Regions from separate parts of the Homo sapiens genome. Here region 2 is linked to region 1. The links are chromatin loops, found by intact Hi-C in ENCODE. Cell type or tissue: ascending aorta. All regions are shown on one strand. Links, peaks and the distances in the headings refer to the core of each region. The heading gives the core; the rest is flanking DNA.

The links. Peaks named below come from ENCODE experiments on the same cell type or tissue, not always from the same donor. Only the 100,000 strongest peaks of a DNase experiment are listed, where the experiment ranks them.
Region 2: it touches region 1 in a loop (15-fold over the local background); 16 of 110 quality-filtered maps call a loop at or near these places.

Annotation. Positions count from the first base shown.
Region 1 is chr15:82,640,940-82,652,863 of GRCh38, forward strand. CPEB1 (cytoplasmic polyadenylation element binding protein 1) reads right to left here and starts at 6,424. Exons shown (of 13, transcript NM_001365242.1): 1 at 6,198-6,424. CPEB1-AS1 (CPEB1 antisense RNA 1) reads left to right here and starts at 6,831. Exons shown (of 4, transcript NR_046096.1): 1 at 6,831-7,869; 2 at 8,832-9,002; 3 at 9,090-9,207. RefSeq lists a silencer at 6,644-7,213. In ascending aorta, for the core only: no CTCF peak of the experiment used is centred there; DNase peaks (open chromatin) are centred at 6,031, 6,670, 7,148 and 7,453; H3K4me3 peaks cover 2,954 bases; H3K27ac peaks cover 1,498 bases.
Region 2 is chr15:82,527,730-82,536,433 of GRCh38, forward strand. It overlaps the pseudogene DNM1P38. Among named protein-coding and RNA genes, the nearest start is that of RPS17, 8.4 kb to the right of the region's middle. In ascending aorta, for the core only: a CTCF peak has its summit at 3,217 (motif pointing left); DNase peaks (open chromatin) are centred at 3,012, 3,222 and 5,302.

The sequences.
Region 1 (11,924 bases), core at 4,227-9,226:
CAAATGGACATTTCAAGTACAATAAGAGACCAACACAGCAGAGGTAAGAGTGTATGAATTTTACAAATAGTACTAGTCTAGAAATGAGAAAACGTGGGTTCAAGTTCTGTCTCTATTCCCTGCTCACAGTATAAAATTAGGGTAATCACTTTCCATTCTAAACTTAATTCTCCTAGTCCATGAAAAGAGGATGTCAGAGATTATATCTGGCTTTGGTGTCAACTCCAAGTTATATGTAGGAGACAGGTCTCTAACACCTTTTGAGCTTCACAACAATTCCAAGATTACAGCTTTAAAAAAAAACAAAAACAAAAACAAAAAGCCTCAGGAGAAAGGGCAGACACATGGGAGACAGACAGATGGTGTCAGGGCCAGAACCCAGGAGCACAAAGCCAGAATGCAGAGAGCACAGGTGTTAAGTAGTAAGAGATTAAGTGTTCTGTAAAAAGACACAAAAAAACCAACCTGCCCTTCACAGTAACTGTTCTCTTCCAACAGAGGAGAGCTACTCCCACACTTTTATCAAAGGGGATTGTAGGAAGTGGGGCTAAATCTGTCAGGATGGTACATAAAGCAGCATATTATGCTGGCCAAGAATAAAGAAACAAGTAACACTCTTAGTCAAGTTACTCCTAAAATCAATAGCTACTTGCAACCAAGACCCGTTTTTAGCATACAAACCAACCTTTAGACCTGCCCTCTGGGGATTCTCCTGTTACCTCAGGGGAACTCATCACGAATGCCTTAAATAAATCAAAACAAAGAGTGTTAACTCACTATAATTTAAAAGGACTGTTCCACCATTCAAGAATACAAAAAAAAAAAAAAAGAATTCAAAGGTTATCCATGCCTAAGTGTTCTCCTGAACTACTGAAAGTAAAGCTCAACCCCAGTCAGTCAGGAATCCTCCCAGGTCCAAGTTAATCAAAACCACATTATATATTAGGGTGGCAAAATAATCCCTAACATTGGGCTTTAAAATGACACCTAATAAAATTCATTGGAAATTACATCTACAATGTGAATTTAGCACTCTGAAATTTGGATACTAACTTTTTACAGCAAGTCAGATAATTTTCCTATGAAAATATGAAATATTACATCATACATGTTTTAGTTCAATCTTTTTCAGCTAGTTTACTATAATTGAGAAATGCACTGTTGGGGCAGGTCCTATCTTCAACATAAAAACTTTCTACGGAATCTGTGCTCACAGAAGATGAGACGCTCTAAAGCAGGCTGCAACAACGGCAGGAAAAAACTAAGGGCATTTCCAAAACTGCAATGTTGGGTGCAAAGGAAGCAAAGTTCATGGTGACCAAAAAGCTTTAAGAGCCTGCATGGTGGCTCATACCTGTAATCCCAATACTCTGGGAGGCTGAGGCAGGAGGATGGCTTGAGCCGAGGATAAGCCTGGCCAACATAGTGAAACCCCATCTCAAAGAAAAAATTTTTTAAAAAGTAGCCAAACATGTTGAATGGCTGTAGTCCTAGCTACTTCGGAGGCTGAGGCTGAAGGATCCCTTAAGCCAGGGAGCTTTGAGGCTGCAGTAAGCTGTGATTGCACCACTGCCCGCCAGCCTGGGTGACACAGTGAGACCTTGTCTCAAAAAAAACCTTAATAATAAAATCTTAAAAGGCTTAAGAAACGGTAAAGGGTGCAATCAGTGCTTCTGGGTCTTAATTCAAACAAGAGAAGCAAAATTCTTACATAACCCCCTCTACCATAACTTCTAGGTGCAAACCACGTCCTACCCTTTAGCCTCAGGGGCTTTCTGGCAAATTCTCCCCAGAGTCAGTACAGTTTATATACCGCCTAGGAAAAGCACATTTGCAGAACAGGATGAGATTAGCACAACTTCTCCATAGCAGAGAAAATAATTTGTTATTTGATCCCATGATTCTTTTACTGCCTCCAATACTAGCTACTAAAAACAGTGTAAACATTAATATTTAGGTTTGGTGTGCATTTCTGTCTCAAACTGTAAGCCAAAAGTACTAATACTCTAATTTTCCCTTAAAATAAACATAACTTTAGAAAATAATCATTTAGCTAAGGGACCTGAAACCAATGAATGAGAAAGCCTGCACAGACAACACCTAACGTTATAAATGCAAAAATAACACCAGCAGAGAGCTACTTTAGTCACCTCACCCTTCCCCTCCCCAGCACACTCCACACCCCCAAATCCACAAACACTGAACTCATAGCTGAGTGCCTTGCTGGTAAAGGTTGCTAAGAAGCAGCTAGAGGCAGGTAACATTTTAAAGTTTTCATCTTTCCAAAAACTTTCCAGGATACAGGTAAGAAAGCTATCTAGCTTGTGTCTGAGTTTACATTCTCACAGAAAAAAATTCTTTGGCAAAAGCTCTGAATATGCTTTTTACTCCTTTAAATCCTTGGGAATGAGGCTGGGCACGGTGGCTCACACCTGTAATCCCAGCACTGTGGGAGGCTGAGGCGGACAGATCACGAGGTCAGGAGTTCGAGACCAGCCTGGCCAATATGGTGAAACCCCATCTTAGTAAAAATACAAAAATTAGCCGGGCGTGGTGGCGCGTGCCTATAGTCCCCACTACTTGGGAGGCTGAGGCAGAAGAATTGCTTGAACCCCAGAGGCGGAGGTTGCAGTGAGCCGAGATTGTGCCACTGCACTCCAGCTTGGGCAACAGAGTCTCCATCTCAAAAAAAAAAAATCCTTGAAAATGAAATATAGGAAAAAAAAAATGTACATACCCCTTTACATCCGTAAGTGTGGCTGTGTACAATGCTGGGATTCTAAGTTTTATCCAGAATTGAAACCCCAGCCCCTCATTTCTGGGGCAGGGCTATTTTATGCCCCGGGAGCTTATCTCAGATTTTACCACAGACTGCTTTAAAAAAATTTTTTTTAACCTTTATTAATTCTTCCTGGAAATCTAAGAGACAGCATTATGGGAATCTTAGCTAAGACAGACAAGGTGAGATTTAGTAAGCTCCATGTTACTTTTACAGGTCTTAAAACAATTATATAATTTCAAATTTGCCTTGCCTCAGACAGAAAAAGTTAGTACTGAAATTTTAACTGTCCTGAAAAAAAGGAGCCTTTTGTGCAGAGGGTTGGGAGGGTCACCCCCACAGTGGGAGGAGCCTGCCTTCCCCAGACCTCCGGCTCTCAGGATCAGCTAACTGCTCTGACATACATTGTGGAATGATAGACACAGCACATTCCTCCTAACATCAGCACTGCTGTACTAACACTCAGAAGACCCACACTGACTTCTACAGCAACTGGGATTCCTGCCAATGCAGTTAAGGTTCACTTTGCCTATAAATGTGACCAGCTCCCAGACCACCACCTTTTTTCTAGAATGTACGCCACCAATAACCCCTTGATCCTTTGACATAACAGAACACACATAATAGGCTGGGCTACGGCACCAGAAGGACCTAGGTTCACACAATTCCATCACTTAACAGCCTTGTGACTTGATTTCTAAAGCCTGTTTCCTTTTCTGCAAAACAGCGGGGAAATCCAAAACGGATGTTTTAAGACAGATTCCAAACTAGCCTTCAGGTTGAATCCAACATTAAAGACATGTTACATTTGGTCTATAGTGTTTAAAATTTTTTTAATGCTACATTTAAAAGTCAGGAGATCCATCAAAATAGAGATAGCCAGTTTAGAAGCAAGTCAAAGATCCACCGACTCTGGGCCCACATTTTTGCTGAGCAACAATCAGCTAGTGGCTGCTCCTTTCAAAGAGGCACATACTCTGTAGTTCAGAAGCCATTACCTTTCTTTCCTCCTCCTTTGCTCATTTATGTTACCTCTGGCCCCTATAGGGTTTGAGTTTGCAACCCATTTTAAAGACTAAGAATAAAACTAATGGTTGTGCTCAGTGAAAATGCTTATTAAGGCAGCTATTATCATTTGGTCACTAGTTAAGTTTGGTGCTGAGCCTGGAGTCTTACTACTTTATCTTCCTCCTCCACTTTTTACTTCATGGGCACTGGTTTGTGCACTACAGCGAAAGAAAAGCACATAGAACCATTCCTGTATCAAACGCCTATGGCCTAACCCAAACTGCAAACGGTTCCATGATTATTCACCACAGGCATCAGCTCTCCAACCTCTGATGTGCTGCACAGGCTGGCACAACCTCCCTCCCACACATGGGAGCCTAGACCAGGGAGTTGTTTACAAGACAAACGGTTCGGAGGGGGGAAACCAAGTTTTGTTTTGTTTTTTGAGACGAAGTCTCGCTCTGTCGTTCAGGCTGGAGTGCAGTGGCTGATCTCGGCTCACTGCAACTTCCACTTCCTGGGTTTAAGCGATTCTCCTGCCTCAGCCTCCCAAGTAGCTTCGATTATAGGCGCCCACCACCATGCCCGGCTAATTTTTGTATTTTTAGGAGAGACGGGAATTCACCTTGTTGGCCAGGCTGGTCTTGAACTTCTGACCTCAGGTGATCTGCCCGCCTGGGCCTCCCAAAGTGCTGGGATTAAAGGCGTGAGTCATGGGGCCGGGCCGTACTTTTTTATTACAAAGGTTGACTTACACACAGAGTAGTCAACTTCCAAATCCTACTTCTATAAACTGAGCAGGCACTACCAGGCCACCCAAAGTTTAAATCGCCGTGACAAAAAATTTAAAAAGCGAAACTCAGCCAGGCAAGGGGGCTCACGCCTGTAATTCCAGCCCTTTGGGAGGCCGAGGTGGGCGGATCACGAGGTCAGGAGTTCGAGACCATCCTGGCTAACATGCTGAAACCCCATCTCTACTAAAAATACAAAAATCAGCCGCGCGTGGTGGCACGAGCTTGTAATCCTAGCTACACAGGAGGCTGAGGCAGGAGAATCGCTTGAACCCGGGAGGCGGAGGCTGCAGTGAGCCAAGATCGCGAGACTGCATTCCAGCCTGGGTGACAGGGCAAGACTCCCTCTCAAAATAAATAAATAAATAAATAAATATTAAAAAATAAAAAGCCAAACTCCTACAGCAACGTGCTCTGGGAATACAGTTCAGCTCCAAGCCAGCTCAATGGGGACAAATAAAAGACCAGTGATGAGTCCCCAAAACACCGTCCCCAGGGTTTTCCGACAGCCAGCAGCCCCATTGAGCTCCACAAGCTTTTCTAACTATGCAAAAAACCAACCAGGAAAACAATCACCAACTTGAGGTTTCCAAGGTTGGGTCCTGTTTGAATTTATTTTTATTTTTTAACCCAGCATGTGTCCCTAGACTCAAAGGGAACATGAGCCTCAGGGTGCAAACTGTCCTTAGCAGACACTCTTCCCGCTAGCAAGGGACCGCACCGTCACCTGAGGGGCAGCCAAGAGGCGGGCGGTGCACCTGTGCCTTCCAGAATAGGAACCCCACCCACTTGCCCCTCTTCCCCACCAACGACACAGCCCAGTAGTTGACTCAGGTGCCAGGAGAGAGCGCGGGGAGGCTGGGCGGTAGCCAGGGAGACCAAGGGAAGCGGTTGCCAGAGAAATGCGGCGTCAGTCAGGGCCGGGGCTGCAGGCGCGGGGCGGGGGAGGAGAGACGCGGCCTCCTCCCAGGCGGGCCTGGCGGGAGGCACCCCGGCTTCTAAGAGCGAATTCGGCTCCCGACTCTCTTCCCCCAGCTGAGAGCACGGTGCAAGGGGCCAGGGCTGCAGGGAGCAAAGTGCCCCCGAAAAATAAGCGCGCGCCCACGAAAGCGCCCAAGAGCCCAGGCGTCTGCCTGGCTTTTCTCGGTCACGGGGTCAACGCGGGGCCGCTCACAGAGCCTTCTGGTCTCCCTGGGTCCTCTAGGAATGAGGCAGCAAAGCCTCGGTCGACTCGACCGCTGAGGAACCCATGACATGAAAAAGCCTCGGGGAATGACGCCGGGTGGGACACCCCAAGGTGAGGACCCCTTTGTGGGTGAGTCCCCCCACACTCAGGTGACTCCAGGCGGGCACAGGCCCGCCCAACCGCTCGTCATCACGGGGGGCGACTCGTCCAGGGCCCCAGCCGCTGCTCCGCCAAACCTGAGGCCGCCCCTGAGTCTGGGCACCTGGCCTCGTCCGGCACTGAGGAGAATGACCAGAACGCCAGGCCACATGCACCCACTCGCCAGGCTGAGGGTCCGAACAGCACAGCCCAGAGTGGGCTCGGGTCGCTCCCCGCCTACGCCACCTCCGCGGCCTGCAAGCCTAACCCTCTCCCGCCCATGACCAGGACCCACCTCAATGCCGCCAGCCCGGCGGGTCTCCCGGGCACGAAGCCCCGCCAGTCTTCCGCCCTCGCGCCACACTACCTGGCCAGCCCCGCCCCCGAGACTCCCTCTCCGGCGCCAAGCGAAGGTGTGAAGCCACGTGACCTGCCCAGGATTGGGAAGCCGCACGAGGGGCTTGAGCCCTCCACCTTAAAGGTGCCGCGACCGCCGCCGTCGTGGGGCTCTCCACAGAGCACGGGGTCTACGCCGTCAGCAGCCCCGCCCCGTCCCGCCCGGGCGCCCCCACCGCGCGCCGGGTGCTAAAGAGACCCGCAGGGGGCGTGAGCTTCCAGCGCCAGCGGCTTCGGGTCTCCCGTGCGACGGCAGTGTGAGAAAGAAACGTTCCGGGCGCCGGTGCTCCTTTATGTCCGGTCAGCTCCCGTCTGGACAGACGCTCGAGGCCGCCTGGAGGCCGCAGTGCGGCTCGGAGGCCCCACCGGCCGCCCCCGCAGGGCTGCGGCGCCTTTAAGCCCAAAGGCCCTGAGTCACGAGGAGGCTCCCTGCCCCCCTCGCCCTCCACCCCTCCACGAGGCCCCACGCCCGCGGGCACGTGACCGCGCCCCGCCCGGGACTCGCCCGCACGGGGCGGGGGATGGGGGTACCGCGGCGCCGGACCCGGCTGCGCGCGGACCGTTAGCTACTGCGGCCGGGACGCGGCCCCGCCCAGGCGAGCGGCGGGTGGCTCTTACCAGCGGGAACGCCATGGGGCCGGTGTGGCCCTGCGGGGCTGACGGGCTGACCGGCCAGCCGGCGGGCGAGAGACGCGCACGCACGTGGGCACTATTTTTGCAGCGGGCCGCGCGCAGCCCCGCACCCCGGCAGCTTATGAAGCTCCTACGAGCCGCTCCTCGGAGCCGCCCCCCGGCCGGATGCGGAGCACCTGTGTCGGCCCCGCCCGGGCCCTCGCCTCCGCCCCCTCGCGCCCCGCCCCTCCTAGCAGGCCGAGCCGAGGAGGGCTCCGCCGCCCACCCGGAACCCGGCGGGGACTGCCGCCGCTGCTAGCCACAGCTGCCCCCTGGGGGGCCAGAGACCTAAGCCTGAGCGCGCCATCACCTAAGTGACCCTTGCCGAGTCACTGTCTGCCCTGGGCCTCAGTTTCCCTCTTAACGAAAGAGGGCACGATTTACAAGCCCCTGCGAGCGGCGGCGATCGCTTCGTCAGTAGAGCCTCGTGTCCGCGCTCCTTCTCTTCCAGTGATCTCTCCAGGGCGAGAGCCTGCCCTGGCATCCTTGGTCGGAACTGTAGCCCCTGGGCTCCAGGAGGCGCACTCACTTTAGACCCTCTGCTCCGTGCGCTGCAGAGGGGGCCGCGAGAGTCAGGAAGTTCCAGAAAGTTCCAAAGACATCACTGGTCCTCTTTGGACCGGAGTTCTCCGGAGAAACCGCTTCCGGCGCTCCTGACACACTGAGATAGAAAGTTTCACAGAAATAGGGCAAGGGATAGGGCGAGGGCTCCAGGGCAGGCGTCCTAGGGCACCTGGCGCAGGGGCGGACCGGAAACCCCAGGCAAACGCAGAGTCGGAGATGGCATTCCAGGCGGAAGATCAAGCAAAGGCAGAGAGGGAGGACGGCACCGAGCGGCTCCCTCTGACCAGGACTGAGGATGATGCGACCTGATACCGCCGGAGGGAAGCCTGGGCCCGGTTTGTAAGGGGCCTTTATTCTGCAGACAGCAGGAAAACTATTAGAGAATTGTAAAAGGGGTTGGCAGTTGTCGGGTCTGTTTTAAGGTGTTGCTGGAGACATAGAAGAGGTTGGACAGAAAAGGGGGAAAACAAGGGACTGGAGTGGGGAGGAAAGGGACCAGAGTTTATTGAACATTGCTAAGTGTTTTACATGTGTCATGTTATCATGATACTATTTAATAAGCACTAACTATGCTCCGGTCCTCTCCTGGCACTTAGGAAGGATGGTGCTGCCGTCTTCCTGGGCTTGATCTAATGGCTAAGGGGAGAGGGACAGGTAACTGTCAGTTTCTGCCTGAGGTGATGGAGAAAGAGGAAGCTGATATTATAGTCTAGTGTTTCAGAAGGATTAAGGGGGGAAGGGTGGTGAGCATAAGAGTAGAAGTCCACGAGGGGGTGAGTGACAGTGGGAGTTGGCCAGTCTCCATCCACTTGGTCTACTTACAGGAGCTTCTTTGGGTTGCTGAGGTCATGGGCAGAAAGGGTGATGACTACAGGGACAAGGCAGGAGCAACTTCGCTGGGACCCCTACCTCTTGAGCCATGCTTTCTCCAGGAGTAGCCTACTTGAGTCTTGTCCTGGCCCACAAGCAGCGTAGGATGGCTGCTTCTGATAGGGTGGCACACCCAGATGCCTACAGCACAGGAGCCAAGTGAGGGTGGGCGACAGCACTGAAGGCCCAAGGCACACCCAAAAGGGCTGTTAGCTGGTGGGCACCATGTAGAAACGAGGTCCCAGCCCAGTCATCTTTCAAGAAAAGCTGGAAGTACTTTTTTAAGTGAAATCTTGAATGTGAATTTTAATGTTGGTTATTAATTCAAATGAAAAGAGCCAAGCCCAGCATGTCCAGGGGCCCCATGCAGCTCACCGGCTGCCAGTTTGTGATCCCTGACATCGTTTCCTCCTCTCTGACCCAAAAGCTGAGCAAGATAAGAACCTGAAACCCAGAATAGTGCCCAAGGGAGCGGGTGTCTGGAGGCCCTGTCATATTTCAAAACTGTCAACCATAAGAAAATGAAGGCATCTTTCAAGAGACTTGGAACAGAAACTTCTGCTGCCTAAAATCTCTCTCCCTAAACTTTCTGTTGCAGGTAATAATAATAGCTCGTCTTCACTGACCACTTACTGTGCGCGTGGGAAAGTTTTGAGTGCTTTACCTATGTTATCTCATTTTGCAGATGAGACTGAAGCTCAAAGAAGTTAAGTAACTTGCCAAAAGACTCCCAGCTAAAAGTGTGAGAGCAAAGACTCAAACCAAGGCAGTCTTCTGGTTTCAGAGCCTGAAGTCTTAACCAGGTGAGAATAAAACTTCCAGCATGCTTATGTGTGTGCTTATCTGTGAATGACCCCAGAGCTGACTGCAGATGTTGAGAGAAGAGGTAACTTTGACCAAATGCAGTCATGACCTCAGGTGTGGGCAAGTCCTTGTTCCCTACCTGGACTTGGCTAGGCCTGCAGGTCATACAGGAAGAACAGTCCCTCTGAAGGTGACCATAATCCACAGGGCAGGGTGTGGAAAGTGACAGAGGTGAATTTATTAAATGACTTGGTCAAGTCCCCACAGCTGGTCACTGGCAGAAGCAGCAGAAACAAATAGGCAGCATTATCTATTCTCCCAGTCAACAAACAGCCTTTGAGCCCAGCTATGCCTGGCACTGTCTCTGCAGTCAAGCCCCAGACTTACAATACTGATTTTAAGTCCAACTATATAATTAGCTGGACTACATTTTAAATATGTGTACTAGGGAAACAGGAGGGACCCTATAGTCTTTTATATGCTCAAGTGTTCAGTGCTTCTGCAGGAGGCAGAGAGCTAAAAGAAGAGAGAAGTTTGATGGGAGAAAATAATTTCCTGGTTGCAAAAGATAAGAAAAGGAATTCACTCAGGAACTCAAGACCACAAGGTAGACACACACAGTCTCTGCTCAAGTTTTGCCAAGCTCTGTACAGAAGAAACCATGTTCTTTGTTTTTTCAAGTTCCTTTTAAGTGGGATAAAAAAGTGGATTGGGGCCAGGCGCGGTGGCTCATGCCTGTAATCCCAGCACTTTGGGAGGCCTAGGCAGGCAGATCATGAGGTCAGGAGATCGAGACCATCCTGGCTAACATGGTGAAACCCCGTCTCTACTAAAAATACACACAAAAAATTAGCTGGGCATGGTGGTGGGCGCCTGTGGTCCCAGCTACTTGGGAGGCTGAGGCAGGAGAATGGCATGAACCCAGGAGGCGGAGCTTGCAGTGATCCGAGATCTCACCACTGCACTACATCCTGGGTGACAGAGCGAGACTCCATCTCAAAAAAAAAAAAAAAAGAAAGAGTGGATTGGCCCCACCTTTCATCGTACACAAAAGTAAGTTAAAAATACAATTCTGAAAAGCTTTACTTAGAATTTTTTCAGAAGAAAATATAGGAGAATTTTTTTTTACCTCAGCCCGTGGATGAATTTTGTAAACTTGGAAAAATAAGATTGGAACAATAAGCACAGGATATAAAGGAAGACAATACATTTGACCACACTGGAATTAAAAACTTTGGTTTACTAAAAGAGTTTGTTTGTTTGTTTTGAGGTGGAGTCTTGCTCTGTCGCCCAGGCTGGAGTGCAGTGGCACGATCTCGGCTCACTGCAATCTCAGCCTCCCGGGTTCAAGCAATTCTTCTGCCTCAGCCTCCAGAGTAGCTGGGATTACAGACACCTGCCACCGCACCCGGCTAATTTTTGTATTTTTAGTGGAGACGGGGTTTCACCATGTTGCCCAGGCTGGTCTCGAACTCCTGACCTCGTGATCCGCCCGCCTCGGCCTCCCAAAGTGTTGGGATTAGGCGTGAGCCACCGCCCAGCTAAAGATATTGTTTAAAGCTTGAAAAGACAAGCCATAGACTGGAAGAAGGTATCTCCAATCCATGTATTTACAAAGAACTAGTTTCCAGACTATGTAAGAAGTTCTGTAATCAATGAGGAAAAAACACAACTCCACAGAAAAATGGGCAAAAGATGAGAATGGGCAGTTGACACAAGTGAAAATCCAAATGGCCAAGAAACATCAGTAGATGCCCACCCTCATCAGTAACCAGGGAAATGCAAATGAAACCACAATCAGATGCCGTGCCACACTTTTCAAATGGAAAAAAATGATCAACTTTCACTGTCCCAGTAGCAGGATCACTGCTAGTGAGGGCGTAAACTGATTCAGCTACTTTGGTGTGTGCTTTTATGTTTCATATCTTTTAATGGAGAGAAGGCAATGCATAGAGTGCACAAATCTTTTTTATTTATTTATTTATTTATTTATTTATTTTGAGATGGAGTCTCGCTCTGTCGCCCAGGCTGGAGTGCAGTGGCGAGATCTCGGCTCATTGAAAGCTCTGCCTCCTGGGTTCATGCCATTCTCCTGCCTCAGCCTCCTGAGTAGCTGGGACTACAGGCGCCCGCCACCACGCCCGGCTAATTTTTTGTATTTTTAGTAGAGACGGGGTTTCACCCTGTTAGCCAGGATGGTCTGGATCTCTTGACCTTGTGATCCACCTGTCTTGGCCTCCCAAAGTGCTGGGATTACAGGCGTGAGCCACCACGCCCGGCCACAGTACACAAATCTTAAGTGTATACCGAGGTAACCACCACCCGCATGGAGGCATAGAATCTCTCCAGAACCCCCACTGGGTTCCTTCCTGCCCCTTCCCACTTTATACCTCCCTCCTCAAGGTACCGTTACCTTACTGCTTTTCATTACAGATTCATTTAACCTGTTCTAGACTTCATATAATTTTTGGTTTCTTTCATTCAACATACCTGTTAGATCCATCCATGTTGTTGGCATGTAGGAGTAGTTTGTTCCTTTGTATTGCTAAGTAGTATTCCATTGTGTAGATACACCATAATTTATTTCTGCATTCTCCTATTGATTGGAATTTGAATTCTTTCCACTTCGGGGACTATTATGAATAAAGCTGCTAGAAATATTATTGATGTGAAGTATAGCAACTCTGGTGAGCAATTTGGATTCTCTAGTTAACTT
Region 2 (8,704 bases), core at 1,235-6,234, 120 kb before region 1:
GTGAGAGTACTTAGTTGAAACAAAAAGGAATTTTAGTAGACAGTATTATACTACATTTGAAAATCAAGGAGCAGTTTATGCAACTTAAAATGTTTACAAACTGCAGCGCAATCTACTGTTTGTGAATGTCAAAGTGTCATGAGGAAAGTGTCTATACAATCACGGAGTTATATTTCCTCACAAAGTTCTTTACGAAGAGTGAAATATGTTTTTATACCTTTTGGTTTCAGTTAGAGGCATATTTTGTGTAATATTTATGTTAATGTGCATGATCAATGAATTATTTCAGTCATATGTTGCCTATATCATAACTGGAGGATGCTTGGGGAACAATCAACAGCTAAAACTTCATGAAGTTCTAATGTCTGTGTTCCAAAATACATCATATCATTAGGATGTAGGGAGAGATGTATCTGCACTCCCTGGGGTGGGCATTTCTAGTTACTAGACCATCTCCACTTTTAGCATTGGGCATCCTCATGATACTTTTATAAATATGACATTAATAGGAGATCAATAATACGATTTTACAGATTGAATAAGAGAATTGCCTGCATTCACTTAAAGATTGCAAATATTGAGCCCTTGTGACTTCAACTGACTCTTCCAAATTGTATGAATTTATCAATGTATTAGAGAAACTCAGTTTCAGAATGATAAAGAAAAACTGTTAGACCAAGCAATGTGGCTAATTAACAGTGGTAGGATTTCCAGCCCAAGGGTTTAAAATGGACTTAAGGTCCTGTTCTTGCCTTTTATTTTCTGAACTTGCTGCTTTTGCATTCTTTGAGTTCGGTTTAAAGACAGTTCCTTTAAGTCCATTTTAAACCCTCAGGCTAGAAGTCATACCACTGTTAATTAGCCACATTATTTGATCTAACAGTTTTTCTTTATCATTCTGAAACTGGGTTTACCGAATACATTGATAAATTATTTCAAAGGTATTTTTATAGTTCAAATCACTTCACTTTTACCCTGACACGTATAAATGACTAGGAATGACCTTCGGATAGCGTTTAGCATCTGTAACCAATCTGACAATAATGTGTTCATCAGGTACCTATGGATTAAATCACATACGGGCATATTTAAGCTGAACGTCAGTCTGAAAAATAAATGTACTATATTAACTGAAATACCACTCTTCATGTAGGTATTTTGTCATATGTTTAAGAAAAAGCTAAAAAGAATGGAAATCATGTGACAATAACTTAAGTCTTCCTTCAAAGTGCATGCAGTCTTTTGCAGTACCTCATTCAGCCAAGTATTTGTTCTCTTCCTCATTCAGTATAAGGCAGCTTTCAATTTGCTTAGAAGGCAACATTAGAAGGTTAGAGTTCATCAGAAACAGAATTTTAAAATATGAGTTCAACTGAATAAATGTGAATTTCTGTAGGAAGTAAAGAATCAAAATACCTATCTAAAGATGGCAATATATAATAATTATTTTTAAAGTATTTGATTAAACCAGATAGGTTTTCTCGAAATGAAAAAAATCAGTTCTAAAACCAAAGATGATTTTTTGAAAATGTGAAAATGTAAATCAGCCCTATCCATAATATAATTTCTCTAAAACTGTATCTGTCATTTTAAAATAATATAACTATTAAAAAATGTAACTGCTATCTTATTGTTTTGAAATAAGTTAAAACATTTTAAATATGAATACTGCAGTTTAAAAGAAAGAAACCAGGGGAAGGAAAAGTAGAGAAAGAAATGCCAATTCCAGTCCAAAGCTTTATTTGCCAAGTTTTCTTAGAATGACTTTTACCTATTTATGAATTCTTACAAACAGAATGTATAATGGAAATACTGACTTTTGCCTAAAGTGGCATTGTTGACTGCTGTGATGTTACTGTAATGTAATAAATTATTAAATTGTTGCAAAGTGCTGTTTTTGCCTTAAAATTTCGTGTGTCTTGAAAACTACAGTATTAAATACTATAGCATGCAAATAATGGGCATGCTTGGCATGAGATAATCTGTTTTTATTGTTACAAAATTGTAACTATGTAAGTGTGTTTATTAAAAGAACAAACAAAGTTATGGGATGAAAGAGTTACGGGATAAAAAATGTGGAAAAGTGTGTCAAAAAAAGTAGAAAAAATTGTATGAAAAGTTATTTAAAAAGTTATGGAAAAGAAGTTATGGGATTAAAAAAAGTCACGGGATATAAATAAAAATAAATAAAAGCAGGCCCCTTCCAGCATAAGCCTGGAGAAGTGGGTCTGGACTCTCCGCCCCCACCATGTCCCTACCACCCCTTCCCAGTCACCTCTTTACCTTTAGGGTAGCAAGACCCCTGTCTAATGGGGGGAGACAGACCCTTTGCCACCTTGACCAGGGCTGAGTCCTTAAATTTCTGGACGATGATGCTTGTTATTTAAGAGCCAGAGGCTGGTGGAGTTGGTTTGTTTGGAGTAGGCCTGATGGCCTCTCTACTCTTGCCAAAGCAACTTTTCCCTCAGGGGAGCTCCCATCTTCTTATTCAGAGAGGCAGCTGAGGCAGGACAGTGGGGCTAACAGTAGACCAGGCAAGGGCATGGGCTGCTGGGGTGACCCCCCCTTCCCCAGTGTATATATTGTATCTGCGTAACATTTTGTATATTCTGGGGAGTGGGGCTGCCCCTGTATCGTACCTAGTGGAGGTTGGAGCTGGCATATAGGGAGGAGGATCTAATAATTATTTGCATCTGGGAAACGTATTTATTGCTAGCATAGGACATAGGAAGGAGGCGGGGATGGGGTCGTGGCTCCCTTGGTGATGCGACTCCTGTTTATTTTGCTTTTCATTTTGGAATAAATGGATTTAGCCATACTGCTCAGCCTGGTGTGTTCCCGTTTCCTTCACTGGGTCCTGGAGTTTGTCCCACTGAATGAGGAGCCCCAGAGTGTCTGAGCATGTCCAGCTGGGCTGTTGGGGACCTTCCAGGCCTGTTACCTGTATGCTGCCTGGTGACACCTGGTGGATTTCATGGGGACTGCCATAGCACCTATGGAGCACAGTACGGCCCTGACAGCCAACAGGCTCAGAAGCCTGATCTAGCAGTGGCCGGGAAGTCAGATACCAGCACCCAAGGGCACTGACTTCCATCCACCCCAGGCATCTTCCCTTCCGTCCCCTTGCCTCCTTCTCCTGTCTGCACTGGGTGGCCTGTTCTGTCTGTCCCTCCAGAATGCCGGCTGCCCCTCAGTCTCCCTCCAGGCTGAGATCATGACCCTGACCCCTAGTGGCCGGAGCTGGCTTCACAGGATAAAAGCCAGCTAAGCTCCAGGGACTTTCCAGGAAAAGTGTCCCTTGGAAAGGATGTGGTCTTTTCACTTGCTCCCAACAGCACCTAAACATGGCTTGGCCTTTCCCCTCCCCTGAGCTCCACAGAGAACACAGCCAGCAGAGGACACATTCTCCGTCATCCGGAAATGGGTTTGATTCTCAGCCGAGGGACAGCAGGACTGGTAGAGACTGTCAGGCCACATGGCTGCCTGCACAGCACCCCCATGCTTGGTGGAGGGTGGGAGGGATGGCGGGGGCTGGCTGTCCACAGGCTGGGCATGACAGGGAGTCTCACTGGAGGTGGCACACTTTGGAGGGGCGATGTCAGGGGACAGCTTTCTCTTGCTGGACCACAAGACTCCAAAAGGACAGCACAGGGACTTATTCTTAGTGCTAGAGGCGAGGCGGTCGGCCATGTGTAACTGCATATATATATATAGCTATTTATAGAACAGGGCAGGGGCATACCACAGAGGGGGCACAAGTTTTCAGCAACGGTCACACCTGGATGTGTCAGCTCACCACTACAACAGACTAAGTCACAGATGAAGAGGGCTGGCTTTGGGGCTGGAGAGCCACTGTCAAGTCATAGTACACCTGCTCAGGCAGGCTTGGAAAGGGAAGTCTCCAAGTAGAGGAGGGATCTGTTTAGAGGTCAAAGTGGGGCCTGGGGCTCTCAGGACGGGATGGACTTGCCTGACCCGATCAGCTGGCAAGTGGAGAGAAAGCAGAGAGAAAACAGGAGAGAGAAAAGCAAGCGGATTGCTGGTGAGGCAAGTGCAGAGCATGGGAGTGACACAGCAGCTGTGGGAGGGCTGGGGACGGGAGGGCACAGGTGCGGGTGTGTAGTAAGGTTCCTGGAAAAGGGGCTGGAAGGGAAAGGGGAGGAGGATGGAGGGGGAAGCCGGAGCTTCACAGGTAGTGCCTGGGGGCTGCAGCGGCCCTCCCCACCCCACACACGCCTCTCCCATGGCATCCAGGCAGTGCACCCACAGTTCAGACCAATGCTCAGCCCCGTCAGGCTTCCCTTTTCTCTGGTCACCCTGTCTTCCAACCCACTGGCCCAGGGCCACCCCTCGCCTTGGGGAGCCCCAAGCAACAGCCACCAGGCCTGATAGGGAAGGAACACTGCTTGAACCAGGATGATGAAGCTAAAAGGGATGGATGGTTGGAGTGAGCACTGGAGGCCCCTTTGGGCCATCAGAAAGCCCAGAACCCTCTGAGAGGACCCTGGGGGAGGCAGGGAGGGCAGGCAGCCAGATGCCACTGGCCATAGACTTATAAGTCTAAGAGGGGAGCCTCAGCTTGTTGGGGGACTGCAGGTCACATAGGTGAGGCTGGGCCCTTCCTGCAGGGAAAAGCAGAAGAGGGAGAGTCTGTGGCAGGAGAGGCGGGCAGGCTCACTGGACAGAGCTCAGCTGGGCCAGCAGGCACTGTGGTCCCCTTGGTTGAATAGCATAGGTGACCTCTAGGAGCAACAGGCCAAGGTGCATGAGCCAACTGGCTGGCAGTAGTGCTTCAGCGGGGGCCAGGGACCCTGCCTTCGGTCACACACTAGCAGCTGTGATGGTATCTGGGAGGGAGAGATGGGGTCTGTGTGTCCCTGCCTGGCCTGTGAAGTGTGTTGTGGGATGACCGTGTGTATAGGACTCTCAGGCTTTTATCCTAGATCACCACTGGATTGCTGACAGATAGAGGAAGTGGGACCCTGACTATCACCCCTAATCTGGAGTGGATTTGGCTCTCGGCACTCCCAGGCTGGGAGCTGGATACCTGCCCTGCAGCATGACTCAGACTGCACGACAGGTACGGCGTGCCCAGGATGATGTTCCCAGGCCTCTGGCTGCCTCAGAATCCAGCCCAACACACACCCCCCTCCAAGCTCCCAGCCCCCACACCATAAACCACAAGCTCTCTGCCCTCTCTGATGGCTCCAGAGAGCACCCACATCTGCCAGCTTGGGCATGGAGCCCGTTCCAAGACTCCCCAGGCTCAGTCATGGAGGCTGGGGGACTTTGGGACCGTGGGGGCCGGCCCTGGTACCTGCGTCCAGCCAGGATGCTCTGCACCTGCAGCCAAGAGTCATCCACGGGCCCCCATGGGCATGCTGATGGTGATCATGTTGATGTCGCTGATGCTGCTGAGCACCTCTGTCAGCATATGGTGCATGCACAGCATCTCATCGCCCCGCTGTACCTGCTCTGCAGACTCCTCCATCAGCGTGTTCTGGTCCCCATGCGAGTACAGGTTGGATAGCAGCTCCAAGAAGATGAATTCCTTGGTCTGAGAGTGGGCAAAGAGGCAAGGAGGGTGCAACCTGATGCCTGTGCTGCCCTGGCTGCCCTGCCGGGCCCTGCTAGGACTGTGCGCTGGGCTTGGAGCCCCAAGTACGGCTTTTCAGGCGCAGCTTCTACACCACTTAAGACTCGAAGATCTGCCTCCCCACCGCCTTTTCTCACTCAGATGGGGACACTGAGGTCCAGAGGAAAAGTCACCTGTCCAAGGTTACAGATCTGGAAGGGGACCCAGGACCTATCATGCCACCAGGACACCTGTCTACTTGGTTTTTAAAAATTTTTTGGAGATAGGATCTCACTCTGTCGCCAGGCTGGAGTACAGTGGGTGAGATCACTGCTTATTGCAGCCTCAACCTCCTGGGCTCAAAGTGATCCTCCAACATCAGCCTGTTGAGTAGCTAGGACTACAGGCATGTGCCACCACCAAGTCCAGCATTTTTAAAATTTTTATGTACAGACCAGGTCTCACTATGTTGCCCAGGCTGGTCTCAAACTCCTGTGCTCAAGCGATCCTCCTGCCTTGGCCTCCCAAAGTGCTGGGATTACAGGGATGGGCCACTGTGCCCAGTCCCATGTTATATTTCTATGGGACAGCTCTGGTCTTGACCATGCCTCCCTCCCTGGACCTGGTCCCATAGGGCTGGTCGGCATCTCTCCCAGGCCAGCATGGCCACCTCCATCCCCAGTGCCACAGTCGCCCCCTGCCCCCATGGGGCAGTGCATGAACATTGTTGATCATGAGGTGCATGATGGTCCTGGGCAGGAGACCAACCATGAGGTCCCACACTGTCTTGTTGACAATGGCTGTATAGGAGTCTACCAGGTTCTGGGTGGTCTCCTTTAAGATCTATTTGCTTAGAATAGTGTTTACTAGAGGTGAGGAAGGGGGAGGAGGTAGCCAAAGGTTGGCTAACAGATTAACAGATATAAGAGTACATGGCTGAATGTGGTGGCTCACACACTAGTGTAATCCTAGCTCTCTGGGAGGCTGAGCGGGGAGGATCACTTGAGGCCAGGAGTGCACGGCCAGCCTGGGTAACACAGGAGGTATTATGTCTACAAAAAATTTAAAAATTAGCTAGGCATGGTGGTCCATACCTGTGGTCCCGGCTACTAAAACCCAAATTGAAAGACAAAATAAATCAACCATGACTTTTCACATTTTGTGAATGTGACCAAAATGTGACCAAGGACTGACTGAATTACATAGTATTACATCAGTTACATTTCCTGATTTTGATCATTGTATTGTGGTTATATAAAATAATGTTCTTGTTCTGGAAGTAACACTGAAATATTTGGGAGTAAATGGGCACATCTCCAACTTAACTTCAAGTGGAGCAGAAAAAAAGTTGTGTGTGTCCATGGAATACTATGCAGCCATAAAAAAGGATGAGTTCATGTCCTTTGTATGGACATGGATGAAGCTAGAAACCATCATTCTGAGCAAACTGTCACAAGGACAGAAAACCAAACACCGCATGTTCTCACTCATAGGTGGGAACTGAACAATGAGAACACTTGGGACACAGGATGGGGAACATCGCACACCGGGGCCTGTCATGGGGTTGCAGGAGGGATAGCATTAGGAGATAGACCTAATATAAATGATAAGTTAACAGGTGGAGCACACCAACATGGCACATGTATACATATGTAACAAACCTGCACGTTGTGCACATGTACCCTAGAACTTAAAGTATAACAATAATTAAAAAAAAATAAATCGTTAAAATAAAGAATAAATGTAATAGACTTTCTTGAATATAAAAAGTTGTGTGTGTGTGTATATATATATATATATATATAAAGAATATATGGCCTGGTGCAGTGGCTCACACCTATAATCCCAGCACTTTGGGAGGCTGATGCAGGTGGATCACCTGAGGTCGGGAGTTCAAGACCAGCCTGACCAACATGGAGAAACCCTCTCTACTAATAATACAAAATTAGCCAGGCGTGGTGGTGCATGCCTGTAATCCCAGCTACTTGGGAGGCTGAGACAGGAGAATCACCTGAACCTGGAAGGTGGAGGTTGCAGTGAGCCAAGATCCTGCCATTGCACTCCAGCCTGGGCCACAAGAGCGAAACTCTGTCTCAAAAAAGAAAAAAAAAATTAGCTTTGTGTGGCGGTGAGCGTCTGTAATCCCAGCTACTCAGGAGGCTGAGGCAGGACAATCACTTGAACTTGGGAGATGGAGGTTGCAGTGAGCCAAGATTGTGCCACTGCACTCCAGCCTGGGTGACAGAGTGAGACTTCATCTCCCCCCCCGCAAAAAAATAAAGCCATTGAGGCAAAATGTGAACTGGTAAACCTGGGTGTTCTTTGTACTATTCTTGCAACTTCTCTGTAAGTTTGAAATTATACAAAAATTAAGTTACAAAACACATTAAAAATGTCTGCTGTATTTATCTGCTTGACAGAAATAGATATGTAAGAATCACTTTAAGGCTAGAGCTTTCCCACTTGCTGGCTGCTTTTTTTTTGGAGACAGGGTCACACTTCGTCGCCTAGATTGTAGTGCAGTGGCATGATCTCGGCTCATCGCAACCTCCACCTCCAAGGCTTAGGCAGCCCTCTGACCGCCTAAGCATGTGTAGCTGGACTACACATGCACATCACCATGCCCAGCTTATTTTCTACCTTTTTAGTAGAGAGGAGGTCTTGGTATTGCCCAGGCTGGTCTCCAACCCTCAGGCTCAAGCAATCCCTCCCACCTCAGTCTCCTGAAGTACTGGGATTACAGGTGTGAGCCACCATGCCTGCCTGTTCTCCTGGACATGCAGCCAGCTAAGCTTGGCTCTGCAACAGCTCCTTGTCCCACTGGAGAAAAAGAGCCCACAGCTTTCCTCATATGCAAGGGCATGAACCAACCAAGTGCAGCCCAGCTCCTGTGAGACACACACACACGTGGTTAACTGACAGCGACAGAGAGCCTAAATAAAGCTCAGAGTCCAGGGTAGTCTACCCAGGTTGCAGCTGGTGAGCTCTGCCTCCGGTTAGGCTGAAGCATCCCAGTATCAATCCTCCCATACACATTTATTCACATTTGTTGAGATCTCCTATGTTCTAGGCATTGGGCTCAACATTGGACACAAAGACACCATTCATCCTAACTCCCACTGAAAGAAA